2 separate regions of the Homo sapiens genome follow, and region 2 is linked to region 1. Evidence: chromatin loops called from intact Hi-C (ENCODE). Cell type or tissue: GM12878. All regions are shown on one strand.

Region 1 (8,000 bases):
ATGCACCAAGTGAGAGTCTTGGACACTTGTGTTCTATTCTACAGTGTAAGGGTTCACCCGTGGATTTCCCAATATATACACTACAAGAATGTAAGAAAAGAGCACAGAGAACTGGCCTTTATATTTTATTTTTTCAGCCCTTCACAGAGGGTCCAGTCTGTGAAACGGGATGACGCTCTCAATATCCCCAAGGAGACAAAACCACTGAGGCAGAGAGGAGGTTCCCCCTGGCATCGGGTTTGCCATCAGCCGTGTGTAGCTGTTCAGTCTTGCAGGTCTGTGGAGCACCCCTGCCCACCACCCGGGGGAGGCAGGGAGTAGACCTCTATTCATCTAACCCTTAACCCTCCCCATCCCATCTACATATCAAATTAGCCATGCTTAATTAACAGAGATGCAAATAGTCAGGGACCGAAATAAAGGTTTTTGACAAGAAGCAAAGAGGGATACTTTTTTTTTAAGGAGAGGAGAGCGAAAAAGCACCCAAAACAAAAGGTCAACCTACAAATAACTGAGGAAATGAGAGAGAAAAGGCACAGGTCAGGACTTCCCATAAAGGTCTGAAATTTTCTGTTTGTAACTCAGGGTTCACATGGAAAAGTAACGCATGACAGAGGAAGAGACACTTCTGGGGAAGTCAAGTTGGGACAAAGGTTCTAGAGTCCACCATTTGCCTGGGACTTACTTCCCTAGACTGCATTCAAATTGGGCTTCTGCTCCCTGCTCCCCTCACTCATTTCAAGAAAGAAATTATTTAATTTTTTTCAAATACTGAATCCCTAAGGCCCAAAGATGTGCCGTTTCCTCAAAAACTAAGCATCTTCTAGTTCACAGCAACTCCTTTCTGCCCCCCATATACTCTGACAATGCTAGCCTCTCGGTCACAGGGTGTAACCTTCATTTAAAAAAAAAAAAAATCACAGGTTCTGCTTCCCATTTAGAAAAAAAAAAAAGAACAAAATGGAAAGAAAGAATAAATATGAATTTGGAGGGGAATTCTGCCAAAACCTGAACCTCCAAAATCTGGTTCAGCCACATTCTTGCCCACAACCAGTACTTCTCGGTGCCTCCCTACATTTTTCAAAATGCAGCTGCACAACCTCTTAAAATTCAGATTTCTAGCACCTATAATTACAGGCCTCTCAAGCCAGGCTCCTTTAATTAATGAGCCTGACTCCTCTCTCTTCAAAGGAAGTCTGCATACGGGCTATATCAGAGGGTGAACCGACCCGATCAGTGCCTATCTGATCACTGCCTGATGCAGCCAGCACTCTGCCCCCAATAGGAGAGGGAGTTGCCCCTCACCCCCACCTCCACTGCCCAGTTCAACACATCTCAATCTGGCACAAGCCAATTGTGCAGTTAAGGCCATCAAACAGTTCTTGGAACTTAAGGGAAGAGAAAGCAGCTTTGCTGGGTGTGACCAGCAAAATCCAAAGAGAATTCGATTCTCCCTGGTTCACGTGCTCCTCTGACCTCACTTCTTCCTACTGCTGGGGTGAAATGCAGAGTGCAGGCTGAAGACAGTCACTGGTCAAGGCTGGACAAGCAACAGAGGGAGCAGGCTTGGGCTCTGAAAACTGGAAAAGAAAAGAACAAACCGAGGTCTGACCGTCATCCCAAGGCTGAACTAAAACTGCAAAGAAAGGCTCTGCCATCTTAAAACAAAACATGTGGAGAAGGGCTTGTGAGGCACGGCTGTTGCTCTCCAGGTCTAGAGAAGAATCTGAGCACATCCCAAGGACAGCCCGTGACCTCGGGATCACTCACCAGGCTGTCCTCACCCATTCTCCAAACTACTTTCTTTCTAAACCAATACCTGACGACCAGTTTTTAAAGTACTGGTTTTCCTTCTGGCTGTTCTGGGGCAGCTCAGCCTAATCTGTTTGTATCTGCTTCAGATGCCAAGTCAACCCATAGCTATTCTCCTGCAAGTAGCTAGAAGCTGGTTTGTACCCATGTTAGCTGGGAGACCAGACTGTCCTTGGCCACAACAAAGACTAGAAAGGGTTGCAAACAAAGTCACAGATGCCAGCACAGACGAGGCTTGGGTCAAATCAAGACAATCCCAGGTAAAGTTTCAGGCAGGAGATTTGAGATCCTGTAAAAGACTCCCACGGACCTGGCAATAATGAAAACAGGTTTGGTTCAGTCACCGCCATCTGATAACCGTTTCTCAAGGTCCCACGGCAAACCTAGTGGGTCCCACAGCAAACCCAGTGGGACAACATTTGCATTACTGACCAAATAGACACACTCTTCTACAAAGAGAGACAAAGTTCTCAGACTATGTACTCAGTAACACAGTTTCTACAGTTCTTCTAGTTTCTCATCTGTGATTTGGACTATAAAACAGGGCTAGGGAACAACCAGAGAACAGCATTAGCATTAATAAATGAAAACTTAAGACACATAGGCCTGGCTTCTTAGTTCTGCCCAGGGTATTTCACAGTGCAGATGTCAAAAATTGAATTAGATCATTCGGTATTCTGCCAGAAAAGGAGTTTCCAGTGACTTTCTGCTATTGCAAATACAATTTTGGAAGAAAGGGGAAAAAACAGTAGCATCAGTCTACCCAATGGTTAAACCCTCAAATCAAAGTAAGGTATGATCACAGACCACTGAGTCTAACTCCATGGCACCTGTCTTGTTTCCTGGCATGGCTACCTGCCATCGTTATGCCCAACACACAGAGGCTAATATAGGATATCGTTTCTGCTCTCCCATTAGATCCAGTCTTCAAATCTGTCAGCATGTCACAACCTGGATCCCCTGACCACAGCACACAGTGGAGTTCCAGGCTGAGACATGACAGGCTGATCACAAGGAGCAGCCACTTCCTTTTTCTCAAATCACAAGCAGACAAGCAGCCAGAGCCGGGTGAAGGATTTTTTACTTTGGTTTGGTTTTTCAACCAAGACATTCTCAAAGTTTATTGTTCTATGAAGTGGAAACATTTAGTTTTCTAACAAACAATTAGAAGCACAGGAGTAGAGAACATGAAACTGAGAACGAAGCTCAGGATACACAAAAATAAGAGGCTGGGAGGCAGCTGAGATCAGGAATGTCCAGGGATCCTCGGCCACACAAGCCGGCCAGGCACTCTCTTTCCAGGGTGTCTCAAGGGGAAATCACCCATCGATCCTGGGACACACGAGTTCTAGGACCAATCCCTTACCTCAGAACAGCCTCGGCCTCAAATTCCTGCTTGCGCTTTAATGTTTAAATTATTAAATGCATTAATGTATTTACATTATTCAAGTCTTATGTGCATTTTTCTAAGATAATTTATGTATAAGAGTTTGAATGTCCATGACTGTTAATGTCTACAACCCTTCCTGTTCATTATTGATTCTGGAAGAAAAAAAAAAAAGTCAGAGTTTTAATGCCTTATTTTTAATGTATTAAGAGTCTGAATAAGTGCATTCTCTTTTTTCTTTTGTAATTTCATAATTTAAGTAGTGCATTTATTAAACTGACACAGTATGAATTGTGGTGAAGCCTGGCACAGATCCATGCTGCTGGAGAGCCCGCTGGAGGACGGAGCCCACTCTTCTGTGACCAGGCAGCAGCCTGGCTCTCCCTCTGCGCTCTCTTCCCACCTACACAGGGGCAGGCGGCAGGGGAGTGGCAAGCATTTGCCCAAGGAGATTTTCTCCCTCCTTTTTCAAGTTCTTGCCCAAATCAGCTCTCCTTGTTACCCAGGCTTTTAAGGGGGACAGTTTTCTGCACACAGAAGTTCTCATCTAGATGCACTGCAGGTGATAGCAGAACAGATCGCAATCAGTACACAATTTTCAAGAACAATAAAAATGCCAGAAGCTTGGTGTAGCAAAAACAAGCAAACAACTACTTTTTTAAAGGAATCTCCAAATGAGAGACAAACATCTCAAAGAGACAACACCTCCAACTCAAGCAGAAAAACTTCTTTCTTTTGAAATCCAGTTTCCCCAGCAGATAACCCCTCTTTCTCCTATAGCCAGTAGAGCGACAGTGACACCCAATGGCCTATTAGTTCAATCCCAACTGAGCATTCCCCAATGGCTTTCCCTTGAGTTGCGTCTTAGGCCCAAAGTTCCTGTGTGAACGTGGAACCTTGAACAAAATAAGGTATTAGCTACTCACCAAGAAGGTGAATCGCTAATAGACCAATTTCCTGCCAGGACATTGAACAAACACTGTATATTGTTACACACGTGCACAAACAACACAGTATAGCACACCTCACTATGGCATCTTTCTGGCGGGTGACGACCACGTGCGTACACAGGCGCTCGCACATACACACATACAGATGCACAATACGTGGGCTGAGCAGCACCGTACAAATCAACCTGAACTGGGAGAAAGGATGACAGAAGTTTCTCACTGCTGTTTTAGAAGGTGACTCTGCCGTTTCTAACACCATACACACACACACACACACACACACACACACACACACACACACAGAGGCATAGATTATTTTATACATTTTTTCCTTTTTTTCTATTTCCTTCTTTTCTTTCTTCTTTTTTTCTTTTTTGGCTACTCATTACCATTCTTTAACTGTTACAATTTATATCAGCATATAATGTTAAATAATTACAGGGAGCGGAGCTCACTCTAGTGAGGATATAAACGCGCTGTGGGAATCTACAGATTTAAACAAATAACACTCACAGCAGGGGGTGAGCGGATGAATTAGCATTAATATCCTGCCTGGGAGATCCCAGTGCACTGGTACTGCTTAAATACAGATCTTTTCTGTAACAGTCAATATGACAGCTCCCGGCAATACGGCCCCTTTCCCTTTCCCAGTCAATATAGCAGCCAGTGAAAATAGAAACGTCCCTATAGCAATCAATATAGCAGCCAGCTAAAATAAACCCTTCCCTTTTAAGGGCTATATAATAGTCAGCTAAATGGAAGAATTGGCACCCCTGCTGGATAGCTCAGCAGAGAAGCCAAGGAATGAGCAGGCCATGAGCACTAAATGATCCTTCTGTTCCTCAGAGGCCCTGCCCAGGGAAGGGGAAGATATCCTTAGGTAGAGAACCAAGAGGGAACCTGCGAGGGACACTTGGCTCCCAGGCCCTAGGAGTAATTACCCATGTCCTAAGCAGGCTATCGGGCCACCCCTCACTGCAGTTCAATTAAAACGGCCAGAAACTTTAGAATCCTTGTTCAAGCTGTCGGCTGGAACAGGGGAACACACTGGTCTTTGGTGGGAACTGAGACCATGTTGACTCAAACCCCGCCACCATCCTGTTCCCACCTTAGCCTCAGAAGGGTAGAGTATTATGTGAACAGCCTGTGGTTTTCTGATTTCTAGAATCAGGGATAGCAGCTATGTTAGAATCAGACAACCAGCCAGGTGGGTGAAAAACAGCATTCTATGTGGAATCCTACCCCAGTGTATATACAGAACTCACTTTCAAAACTCACAGCCATCAATTTGTTAACTATTGTGAAAACACGCTATTTTCTCCCACTCACATCATAGAAAACACTCTCACACTCTCCTTCATTGGAGGCATACAGGAAAAAAAATGTATTCTAATATAAGTCAAAGGATGGCTCACCCTGAAGGCCAAAAGAGACCAAAGGCCTTTTATAAAAGAAGGAAAAGGGCCGGGCACGGTGGCCTACGCCTGTAATCCCAGCATTCTGGGAGACCAAGGTGGGTGGATCACGAGGTCACGAGATCCAGACCATCCCAGCTAACACGATGAAACCTCATCTCTACTAAAAATACAAAAAATTAGCCGGGCGTGGTGGCACACGCCTGTAGTCCCAGCTACTCAGGAGGCTGAGGCAGGGAATCGCTTGAACCCGTGAGGCGGAGGTTGCAGTGAGCCGACATCACGCCACTGCACTCCAGCCTGGCGACAGAGCAAGACTCCATCATAAAAAATAAAAGTTAAAAAAAAAAAGAAGGAAAAGAACAGGGAGCATTTCATTTAAAAACGATCCTATGCATCTGAATATATTGTTCTTTTTCATTATAACTAGCTACTTCTAAAATTAGTTCAGTTGGATTTAAGGATTTGACAAATGTGGAATATAACCACCGACGCCAGTGCAGGTTTCCAACCAACACCCCTGAAGTTAATGCTGGGATTCTGCTATGCTTCAAAGCAGGCGAACATCAGGGATCCACCCCACCTTCATTAAAATTCCACAATCTGTCTGCCATCCTTTGGATGAATCCACAGAAGTCTCTGTTTCCCTGGCCAGGTGTTTCAACACCCAGCAATGCTCATGTCATCAATCAGGTGACTTAGTCAAGTGCCACAGTGTTGGGTATCAGAAAAAAAGATCCAGAAAGTCCTGGTCTGAGAGCTCTAGTCCTTAAAAATTTAGACTTGGGCCAGGCACGGTGGCTCACGTCTGTAATCTCAGCACTTTGGGAGGCCGAGGAGGGCAGATCACGAGGTCAGGAGGTCGAGACCATCCTGGCTAACATGGTGAAACCCTGTCTCTACTAAAAATACCAAAATTAGCCGAGCGTGGGGGCAGGCGCCTGTAGTCCCAGTTATTCGGGAAGCTGAGGCAGGAGAATGGCGTAAACCCGGGAGGCGGAGCGTGCAGTGAGCCAAGATTATGCCACTGCACTCCAGCCTGGGTGACAGAGCAAGACTCCGTCTCAAAAAATATATATATTTAGACTCAACACCCCACCTAAGCCATAAGACTGAGCAGAAATTCTAGTATGTGACACCTCTGGAGAGAAACAGGTTAACACAATCAAGCCTCTCTTCTGGCAATACACGTGTTGATGAGGTCCTGCAGTCCACAGAAGACTTGGAAGTCAAAGAGGTCACAGGTCCCAGAGACCACAGAAGTCAGAGGTCCCACGGGCCACAGAGGTCAGAGATCTCACAGGCCACAGAAGTCAGAGGTCTCACAGTCCATGGAATTCAGAGGTCCCTGGGTCCACAGAAGTCACAGTCCCACGGTCTATGGAAGTCAGAGGCCCCACAATCCACAGAAGTCATAAATTCTAGAGTCCACAGAAGTCAGGAGTCCATAGTCCACAGATGTCAGGGGTCCCTCCATCTCTAGAAGTTATAGGTCCTACAGTTCATGGCAGACTTTCCTAGGAAAATTTAAACTCTGATGTGCATGGTCATTTCCATTTCTAAACCCTACACAAAAATCTGAGGGGAGACACGCTCAATCAGATAGCATTAAAGCTGGAAAGAACGCACCATGATGTTAGCAAAAACCACTTCAACTACTCATGCCATTAGAGTCATCAAAGGGGGGAGGCAGGAAGGAAGGGAGGGACAGAGAAAGAGACAGTAATGAAAGAGAAAATAAGTCTGAAAAGAAAGGAGAAAATAGAAATATAAAAGATTAGAAAAAACAGGAGATAACAAAATAAAAAAGACAAAAACCTCACTTTGGCATTTACAGTTTAAAGCTGTCAGGGCATTTTATGAAATGACAGTTGCAATAAAACAAATAGAATGGTGAGTCATCTGGGTTCCAACTTCTGAGTCAAAAGGGGCTGTTTCTAGACAAACCAGCAGCTCTGCTGCCTGCACATTTAACGATGCCTATCGGTGCACCACAGCTACGGAACAGGATGTGGAGAACGAGGAGGTGGGAGTGAGCATTGTCTTTACTGGTCCCAGTGTCATTGCAAATAAAGACTGTCAAGATTTAAACCATAATAATGGAAAGGCTATAAAGGTCTCAGTTATAATGTTTCCTCTGATGTTCCCTTTCATAAAATGGCCTCTTTATGTTGCTTGCGTAGCAGTCATCCACTGAACATCGGCATATGTGTGGCCCAGTGGGAATGTTGCACCCTAAGTTCCTAGCAGGACGCCAGGCAGCAACTGTGCAATCCAACTCCTTGGCTCATCATCTCCATCGCACATAAGTGAGCACACACACTCACTCATTCCACAAATATGTATGAGTGCCTATTTTCTGCCAGGAGCTGAGCAATACGGTATATGCCCAACCCATACAGGGCTTAGCAAAGTGCCTAGGTGCCAAACAGCCAG
Region 2 (8,000 bases), 450 kb before region 1:
GGCCACATGCCTTTGGCTTAGTCATTTACCTTCTCTAAGCCTCAACTGCCTCATCTGTAAAATGGGAATTTTATGTCTCATAAACCCAGCCTTGGCTGGGCTTGGTGGCTCACGCCTGTAATCCCAGCACTTTGGGAGGCCAAGATGAGCGGATCACTTGAGGCCAGGAGTTCAACACCAGCCTGGCCAACATGGTGAAACCCCATCTCTACTAAAAATACAAAAATTAGACGGGCGTGTTGGCGTCTGCCTGTAATTCCAGCTACTTGGGAGGCTGAGGCACAAGAATTGCTTGAACCCGGGAGGTGGAGGTTGCAGTGAGCCAAGATCAGGCCATTGCACTCCAGCCTGGGTGACTGAATGAGACTGTGTCTCAACAACAAAAAATAGCCCAGCCTTATGAGACACTGGTGAGCATCAAAGGAGATAAAGTGTGAACAAATATTTGTCAACTCTCAAGGGACATTAGGACGCAAGCTCTTATTCTGTCTGACTAGGTTTGACCTTCCCCAAATCCCCAAATGCTCCCCAGCCTGGAGGGCTTCCTTGGTGGGGGCTGAGCTTCCAGAGCCAGACCCAAGCTCCGTGTTGGTGTCGACCTTGGTCTCGTTTCCCATCCCTCTTCCACAAGCCCACCTTCTAGGAGGTTCATGGTGTCCTATTTGCTGTGAACAGGGACTGACCTATAATTGCAGGCTATTAACTGTATTTTCCTCTCTCATTTGCATACATGAATTTTGCCCTACTTCCAGAAAGCAAATTACAGGCTGGAAATCAGAATATTTCAGAAAGGGGTGATGGGGTTGGAGCGGAGTGATCGCTACATAATGAAGTGTCCGATGCTAAGGTCAAGGCTGGGCCAGGAAAGCGTCCACTGTGGGCCCATGTTCATCCAGGTAATGGGTTCGGGGGGTCTGGGAGGTGGCAGAGGGACCTCCCAGGCTGGGCTTCTCTCTAAAGGCCAAGGCAGGTGGCCCTGGCTCCTGCACCACAGGACGTGGCCCAGGGAGACAGGTGGTAGCTGCAGATGCAGTATGGCATTGTTCTCCTAGACATCCCTGGGTACTGGCTAGGTCTCTGCTGGGTTGGGTTCTGAGCAAGGACGAGTGAGATGGGAGGGGAGGGGGGATTAAAGCTCTCTGACCTCGGGTTCTGGATTTCCCATCTTGGCTGGCTCAGGGGGCCAGTCGGGTTATCACCAAAGCTGCAAAATTGCATCTTTGTGTCCTTTCTCTCTGGATTGAAAAAATTTGCTAAATTTGCTAGTTTGGATGCTTTTTTTTTTTGACCTGGGTAATGTCAAAGAGTTATAGACCCCAGGTACGATCAGGTGCAATGTCTACATTTTAAACATCAGGGAAGAAAGGTTGAGCCCCACATCCAACTGTGAGCTCTTTCATGGCCGTGTGTGCTCCTTGAATTCAAGTTTCTCTCTAGCTCTCATCAGCGGGGCACCTCTGTAAGCTAAACATGATTTGGATGGGAGTGGGGAGGGCTAGAAACCCAAACATCTATAGGGACCAAACCCGCCACAGAAATGAGCGTGCTGGACTGAGGAGGAAGCAATAAAGAATTTTACTCATTCCTTCATTTAGTCAGCTGGGTTTTTTTGTTTGTTTGTTTGTTTGTTTTTTTGAGATGGAGTCTTGCTCTGTTGCCCAGGCTGGAGTGCAGTGGTGCAATCTCGGCTCTCTGCAACATCTGCCTCCTGGGTTCAAGCGATTCTCCTGCCTCAGCCTCCCAAGTAGCTAGGATTAGAGGTGTGTGCCACCATGCCCTGCTAATTTTTGTATTTTTAGTAGAGATGGAGTTTCACCATGTTGGCCAGGCTGGTCTTGAACTCCTGACCTCAAATGATCCACCTGCCCCAGCCTCCCAAAGTGCTGGGATTACAGGTGGGAGCCACTGCACCCGGCCTGTTTTTTTAAAGAGACAGGATCTTGCTCCGTCACGCAGGCTCACTGCAGCCTTGACCTCCTGAGCTTAAGGGATCCTCCCACTTCAGCCTCCCAAGTAGCTGGGACTATAGGCGTATGACACCATGCCCAGCTAATGTTCAAATTTTTTGTAGAGACGGCGTCTCACTGTGTTGCCCAGGCTGGTCTCAAACTCCTGGCTTCAGGCGATCCTCTCACCTTGGCCTCTCAAAGCCCTGGGATTATAGGCGTGGGCCACTACGCCTGGCCCAGCAAACACTTATATATGGCTCATTCTGTGCTGGGTGCCGTTCTACTCACTTTGCAAATATTAACTCATCTCACCTTCATAGCGATTCTATGTAGTTGGTTCTATATTGATCCCCATTCTGCAGGTGAGAGAACTAAGCAGAGAGAGATTAGGAGACTTGCCAGCTGGTAGCAACAGAGCTGGGCTTTGAGCCAGACCACATGGTGGGGGCTGGGGATGCTGGAACAGGCACAACCTACAGTCCTGGCCCCCTACAGAGGGAGCTGAGGCTGGACTGCACTCCAGCCCCATTTTGCCAGATTTTCCAACATTTCAAGATAAACTGGAAATCTATAATTGTATGTGAAATCCTCCAGTTAAAAAAAGTTCACTTTATTTATTTATTTTTTTGAGATGCAGTCTCGTTCTGTCACCCAGGCTGGAGTGCAGTGGCGTGATCTCAGCTCACTGCAACTTTCGCCTCCTGGGTTCAAGTGATTCTCCTGCCTCAGCCTCACGAGTAGCTGGGATTACAGGCATGCATTACCATACTCGGCTAATTTTTTATATTTTTGGTAGAGACGGGGTTTCCTCATGTTGGCCAGGCTGGTCTAGAACTCCTGACCTCAAGTGATCCGCCTGCCTCGGCCTCCCAAAGTGCTGGGATTACAGGTGTGAGCCACCACGCCCGGTCAAGTCACTTTAATTTTGTAGGCACTGTGCGGCTCAAACAAAGTGCTGGATTTGGCCTGAGGGATTTGGGTGGGCATCTTCTGTCTGTGAGGAGGAGGAGGAAGGAAGGAGGAAGAGAAAGGAGAGGAAGGCAGAACTGAGAGGAGGAGGTTGGAGTGAAAAGGCTGCTGATGACAAACACCATTTATCCAACAAGCATTTGTTCATTTATTTATTTTGAGACAGAGTCTCGCTCTGTTGCCTAGGCTGGCGTACAGCGGTGTGATCTCGGCTCACTGTAACCTCTGCCTCCTGGGTTCAAGCGATTCTCATGGGATCACAGGCATGCGCCACCACCAGTTTAATTAAAGCCAGTTGATTTTTAAAATATTTTTTGCGTTTTTAGTAGAGATGGGGTTTCACCATGTTGGCCAGGCTAGTCTCGAACTCCTGACCTCAACCGATCCACCTGCCTTGGCCTCCCAAAATGCTAGGATTACAGGCGTGAGCTGCCGCGCCTGGCCCCAACAAGCATTTATTGAGCATCTATTGTATGCCCAGCCCTGTGCTGCTGCTGAGGGAACAGATACGACCAAGGCATGACTTGCCCCAGGAAGAGCTTATCGCTTTCTTCTCATCTGATCTGAGCTTCAAAAATGAGTGTGCTGTGGTGGGAAGGGCCCCTGCACCAGCCCAGCTCAGAAGACCTGGGCTCATCTCCGCTCTGAGCCCGGCTCACTGCCATGTTGGACTCTCTAAAGTTCCTTTGCTTCTTAACCTGAAGGAGCAGGGGCTGAGCGGGAGGGGCTTCCTCTGCCCACCTACCTTTATTAAGGGCTCAGAGTGGCCACGCCAAAGCCAGTGTTGGTGCACCTAAGAATTGCGGGGCCGGCCCCGCCCCGGGATCCCCAAGCAGGGCTGCCAGGGCACCTGTTTGACATCCCGGGGCTGGTTACTGCTCCCTTTGCACTGAGCCTGTGATTCTGGAAGCCGCCGCTAGGGGGACGGTGTTGCTGTCCTCACACGACAGTGGGCCTGGGCCGAATTGCTGAGAAAAGCAGAAACGACTCCTCACTCGGGCGCCGCTTGGTCTCCATCGTCCTGCCCTTGAAGCCCAGATGCCCCAATGCCCCAGTCCCTGGCATCCTTCACTGACCGAGGTGTGGGAGCAGGTGGGTGGGGGGGGCTCTGCATCCGTAAACAGAGTCGCACAGAGGTAGGCAGCACACAAGGAGCAGAGGCAGGTCTCTGCTGCCCCCGCCTCCCCTCCAGCCCCTTCCCCCATCTGAGAACCTCATCGAATTGACTGATTCATTCCTGGTGACTTCTGCAGCCGCCACTTCCGTGGCTGCACCTTGAACTTGCATTAAGTTTTAATTAAAGCCGTTTCACCGGCCTTGCCCTTGGCTAAATGCAGCTGTGGGCACAGGGCACATAGATATTTAATACTCTGCCTCTCCCCGCTGATGGCGCAGGGTGCCCAAGGGTGTACCCGAGCCGTGCCCTGCTCGCAGCGATCTGCGAGCTCGCTTAAGTGTGCCCACAGGCCCCGAGCGGGAGGCCGCGCAATAACTATTCATTGCCCTGGGTTAAGTGTGCCCAGGGGCACCCGTAAACTCAATGCAGTGATTAGCGATTGCTCCCAGTGAAGGCTGCCCGAGCTCCTGCGGAATGTCCACGGGCCCTAAATATAGCCTCCTCCTGGCGACTTAAAGGGCACGGTGCGTTTTGGCTGCGTACTTGTCACGTCTTCCCTTCCTTTCTTTTTTTTTCTTGGAGACAGAGTCTCACTCTGGCCAGAGTCGCCCAGGCTGGAGTGAGTGGGACAATCTCAGTTCACTGCAACTTCCGCCTCCCAGGTTGAAGCGAACCTCGTGCCTCAGCCTCCTGAGTAGCTGGGACTACAGGCGCCTGCCACCACTCCTGGCTAATTTTTTTATTTTTTATTTTTTGTATTTTCGGTAAAGATGGGGTTTCACCATGTTGCCCAGGCTGGTCTGGAACTCCTGAGCTCAGGTGATCCACCCGCCTCAGCCTCCCAAAGTGCTGAGATTCCAGGCATGAGCCACTGCACCTGGCCTTCCCTTCCTTCTTTTAGCAGAATTGCTTCCCTCCTTCTTACAGCCTGGCCTCTGGGGGCCTCTCTGTCTTCTTCCTGGTTCAGCAGGGGAGATGGGCTGGGGCACCATGGTGCAGCTTTGGTGGTGTTGTTGAGGAATTGCCGCATCCTCCTCATTCTGCCAGACCTTGTGGACATCTCCTCCATTTCTTCCACTTTGCTCCCCAAGGGAAGGCAGCACCCCCTAAAAGCAAGGCCATCACAGGGCTGACCCGAGGGGCTCCCTGTGGGCAGCCCGAGCCTGCTGCCAACATGGGCTCTCTGGGGCCAAGGAACAGCCGAGCTGGGCAACTGGGGAGGCTGCATGGTGGTGGCGGGCCTTTTCCTGGCCCCACCCACTCCTTTCTGCTTCTGGAAGCCCTTCTTTGCCCCTGGGGAGAAGAGGTGGGTAGCCTTGAGTTGGGGAGCTGTCAAGATGAGTCAGTCCACTCTGGCTCCAGTCTCCTCATTCTGTATTGGGTAGGAGAGGGGGTCTGATGGTCTCCGAGGGACCCTCTGCTGGTCTGTGACTCTGTCCGGTGCCACAACCTCCCTGGCCAAGTCTGACGCAAAGGCAAAGGGGCATTTGGAGAAAGTAGAGAGACTTGAGAGAGCACCTGGGTGGGGTGGCACTGGCTGCAGAGGGGTTTTGGGGAAGGTGCCTTGCCCACGCCATCACCTTGGGCCCTGGTCTGTGAAACGGGAGAATGGTGCCACCCTACGGGATGGCTGTGAGACTCAGGCGCGGTACGAGAAACCACTGTCTCGGTTTGCCTGGGCCTGTCTCAGTTTTAGCACTGAAAATCCCACATCAGGGGAACCTCCCCACTGCTGGGGAACCGGGATGGTTGGTGCCCCTAAGAATGGTGCCATTGGGGGGCACATGTGTACTCTCTGGGACCGTAGAAGCCCTCACTCTCTACTTCTGCTAGTTGGATCCAAAGTGGAAAGAAAAAGGGCGAGAAAGAAATTGGGACTTAGGGAGAAAAACAGACAAGAGGCCTAGGAAACAGCCCCAATGGAAGTGGGCCGTGAGCAGGGTTGGTCCCATGCACACCCGCTCTTGGCCTCACCAGCTGCGCCCAGGACCCCAGCTGCCCCCTTGGCCGGGCCTAGGATGGCAGCTGAGGCAGTGACATTTCCCTGCGTCTGTTGACACTCGAGTCCCAGAACATAAATGATTTTCTTGTCTTAATGAGCAAACAACCCTGCGGCACAGCTCTCTCACCGGCCTCCTGCTGGGGTAATTGCCGGTGCTGATGGGCACAGGCAGGGATGTTTGCTCACCTTTGCTCACCGCTTGCAGGAGACATTGCTTCCTCTTTGTCTCTGCAGGTCTCCCGGCCCCTGCCCCTGTGGAGGGACAATAGACAGGTAAGCGGGCCCCATTGAAGTAGCAGGAGCAACTCTCTGGAAGTTTCTGCTAGGACTGGTGGGTGCTCAGGATGCTCTGAGGCAGCTTTTGAGTTTGCTTGTCCTCCGGAGAGTGTCGTGGATGGTACAGACTCTTCAAGGACCAGGTCTTGCCGGCTGAAGTTTGAAGCTCCCACTGATGCCCTCCAGGCAGAGGCCTGAGGCCATCTGAGAACAATCTTGAAGAGGGGACCCCAGCTTTGGGTGGGAGGCTGGGTTGGAAGGCTGTAAGGTCCTTCCTGTGCTAAGATTCTCTCTGCCAAGTCTCCAGTGACAGGGAGCTTGTTCCTTTGTAAGGAGCTTGTTCCATGTTGCACAGGTGTTTCCCGAATTTTCCTTCTGCTGGTCCTTTGAGTGTTTCCCGCAGCCTCCCCGAAGGATCCAGTCCCTCTTCTCCATTTCACATCCCTTTGAATATTTGGGGTCAGTGAGCTTGACCTCCCCAAGTCTTCCTGATGTCTCCCTGCCAGTCCTCCTGAGATGGGAGCTGGCGACCCTTCCCTGTCCCTCTGCCCGCATCTGGCCCTCACCTTTATTCAAGACCCTGATTCCCATGTCCCACTAAAGGGTGGCAAACAGAGCCAAGGACAGGACTCCAGTTGTGCCCAGCCAGGGCGGCATAGGGGCCGACTGGTTGGCATTGCTGTTAGGGGTAACTGTGTGTTCGTTCTTTCAGTTGCGTTGTACACCTACTGTGTGCCAGGCACCCCTGCAAGGGACCTCCTACCCTAAAGTATAAGCGTGCTAGCGTCTGGTTGACTCTCCTCCCAGAGTGGCCTGCCGTCCTGCCTCCTGGCCTAGATTATCCTCCCCGTGACCCTGTTGCCTTCCTAGGTGACCCTTCAAGTGTCCCCTCTCCGTAACCCCTAGTGACCGTGCCTCCCTGGCCACATGGTTTGTGATCGTGTCCTCTTTCTCCAGACTCCATGGCTGCTGTCCCTTCGAGGGGAGCTGGTGGCTTCTCTTGAAGACGCCAGCCTGATGGGACTGTATGTGGACATGAATGCCACCACTGTCACCGTCCAAAGCCCGAGACAAGGCCTTCTTCAGAGGTGGGAGGTCAGTGGTGGGCAGCAGGCTCTGCCAGGAGGTGAGGGGCCTCTGGGGCATAGCACCTAGAAGAGCAGGTTGCCACCCCTCCAGTGACAAGTCAAATGTCCACCTGCGAGACTGGACAGATTTAGGCAGGCGCCTTCGAAAATTGGGCCCCATTAGCGTAAAGCGCTCCGCTCTGCAGATGAGGGGCTCCTGCAATCATGCATTCAGTGCGTCCTGATCATGGCGGCAGGAGCGTAATTACCGTCTCTTTAAATAGCCCAAAGTTGCTGTGTAAGAGAAGACGGCTCACATGACATTTGCTCTGAGCTCGCTTCCTGCTAAAAATATCTCAGCTAAATAATATTTCCTAGTTGCATCGGCGCCATAATCCCTGACCTGGGCTTTGTAACACTTGGGGCTTTAGTTCAGAGACTAATTCGAAGGTAGGAGAGGGGGCCCCTGTGGAGGGAGTCTGCATCTGGAAGGAGCAGTTTTGGAGACCTCAGGGGGGACCCCCCTTCCTCCCCAGGTGCTGAACACCTCTGCTGAGCTCCTGCCACTATGGCTGGTGAGCGGTCACCATGCCTATTCTTTAGAAGCTGCTTGCCCACCG

Evidence for each region. Peaks named below come from ENCODE experiments on the same cell type or tissue, not always from the same donor. Only the 100,000 strongest peaks of a DNase experiment are listed, where the experiment ranks them.
Region 2: a loop joins it to region 1, with 3 times the contacts of the local background. A loop is called at or near these places in 7 of 110 quality-filtered maps.

What each region holds. Positions count from the first base shown.
Region 1 is chr1:10,510,608-10,518,607 of GRCh38, reverse strand. All of the region lies in intron 2 of PEX14 (peroxisomal biogenesis factor 14), which reads right to left. Among named protein-coding and RNA genes, the nearest start is that of PEX14, 40 kb to the right of the region's middle. In GM12878, a CTCF peak has its summit at 3,998; DNase peaks (open chromatin) are centred at 2,166, 5,272 and 7,527; H3K4me3 peaks cover 1,249 bases; H3K27ac peaks cover 6,615 bases.
Region 2 is chr1:10,957,024-10,965,023 of GRCh38, reverse strand. CIROZ (ciliated left-right organizer protein containing ZP-N domains) reads left to right here. Exons shown (of 13, transcript NM_001170754.2): 5 at 753-896; 6 at 6,272-6,310; 7 at 7,271-7,408; 8 at 7,917-8,000. Among named protein-coding and RNA genes, the nearest start is that of CIROZ, 21 kb to the left of the region's middle. RefSeq lists a silencer at 3,658-3,952 and enhancers at 4,255-5,024, 5,794-6,563. In GM12878, a CTCF peak has its summit at 3,835; no DNase peak of the experiment used is centred here; H3K27ac peaks cover 715 bases; H3K27me3 peaks cover 189 bases.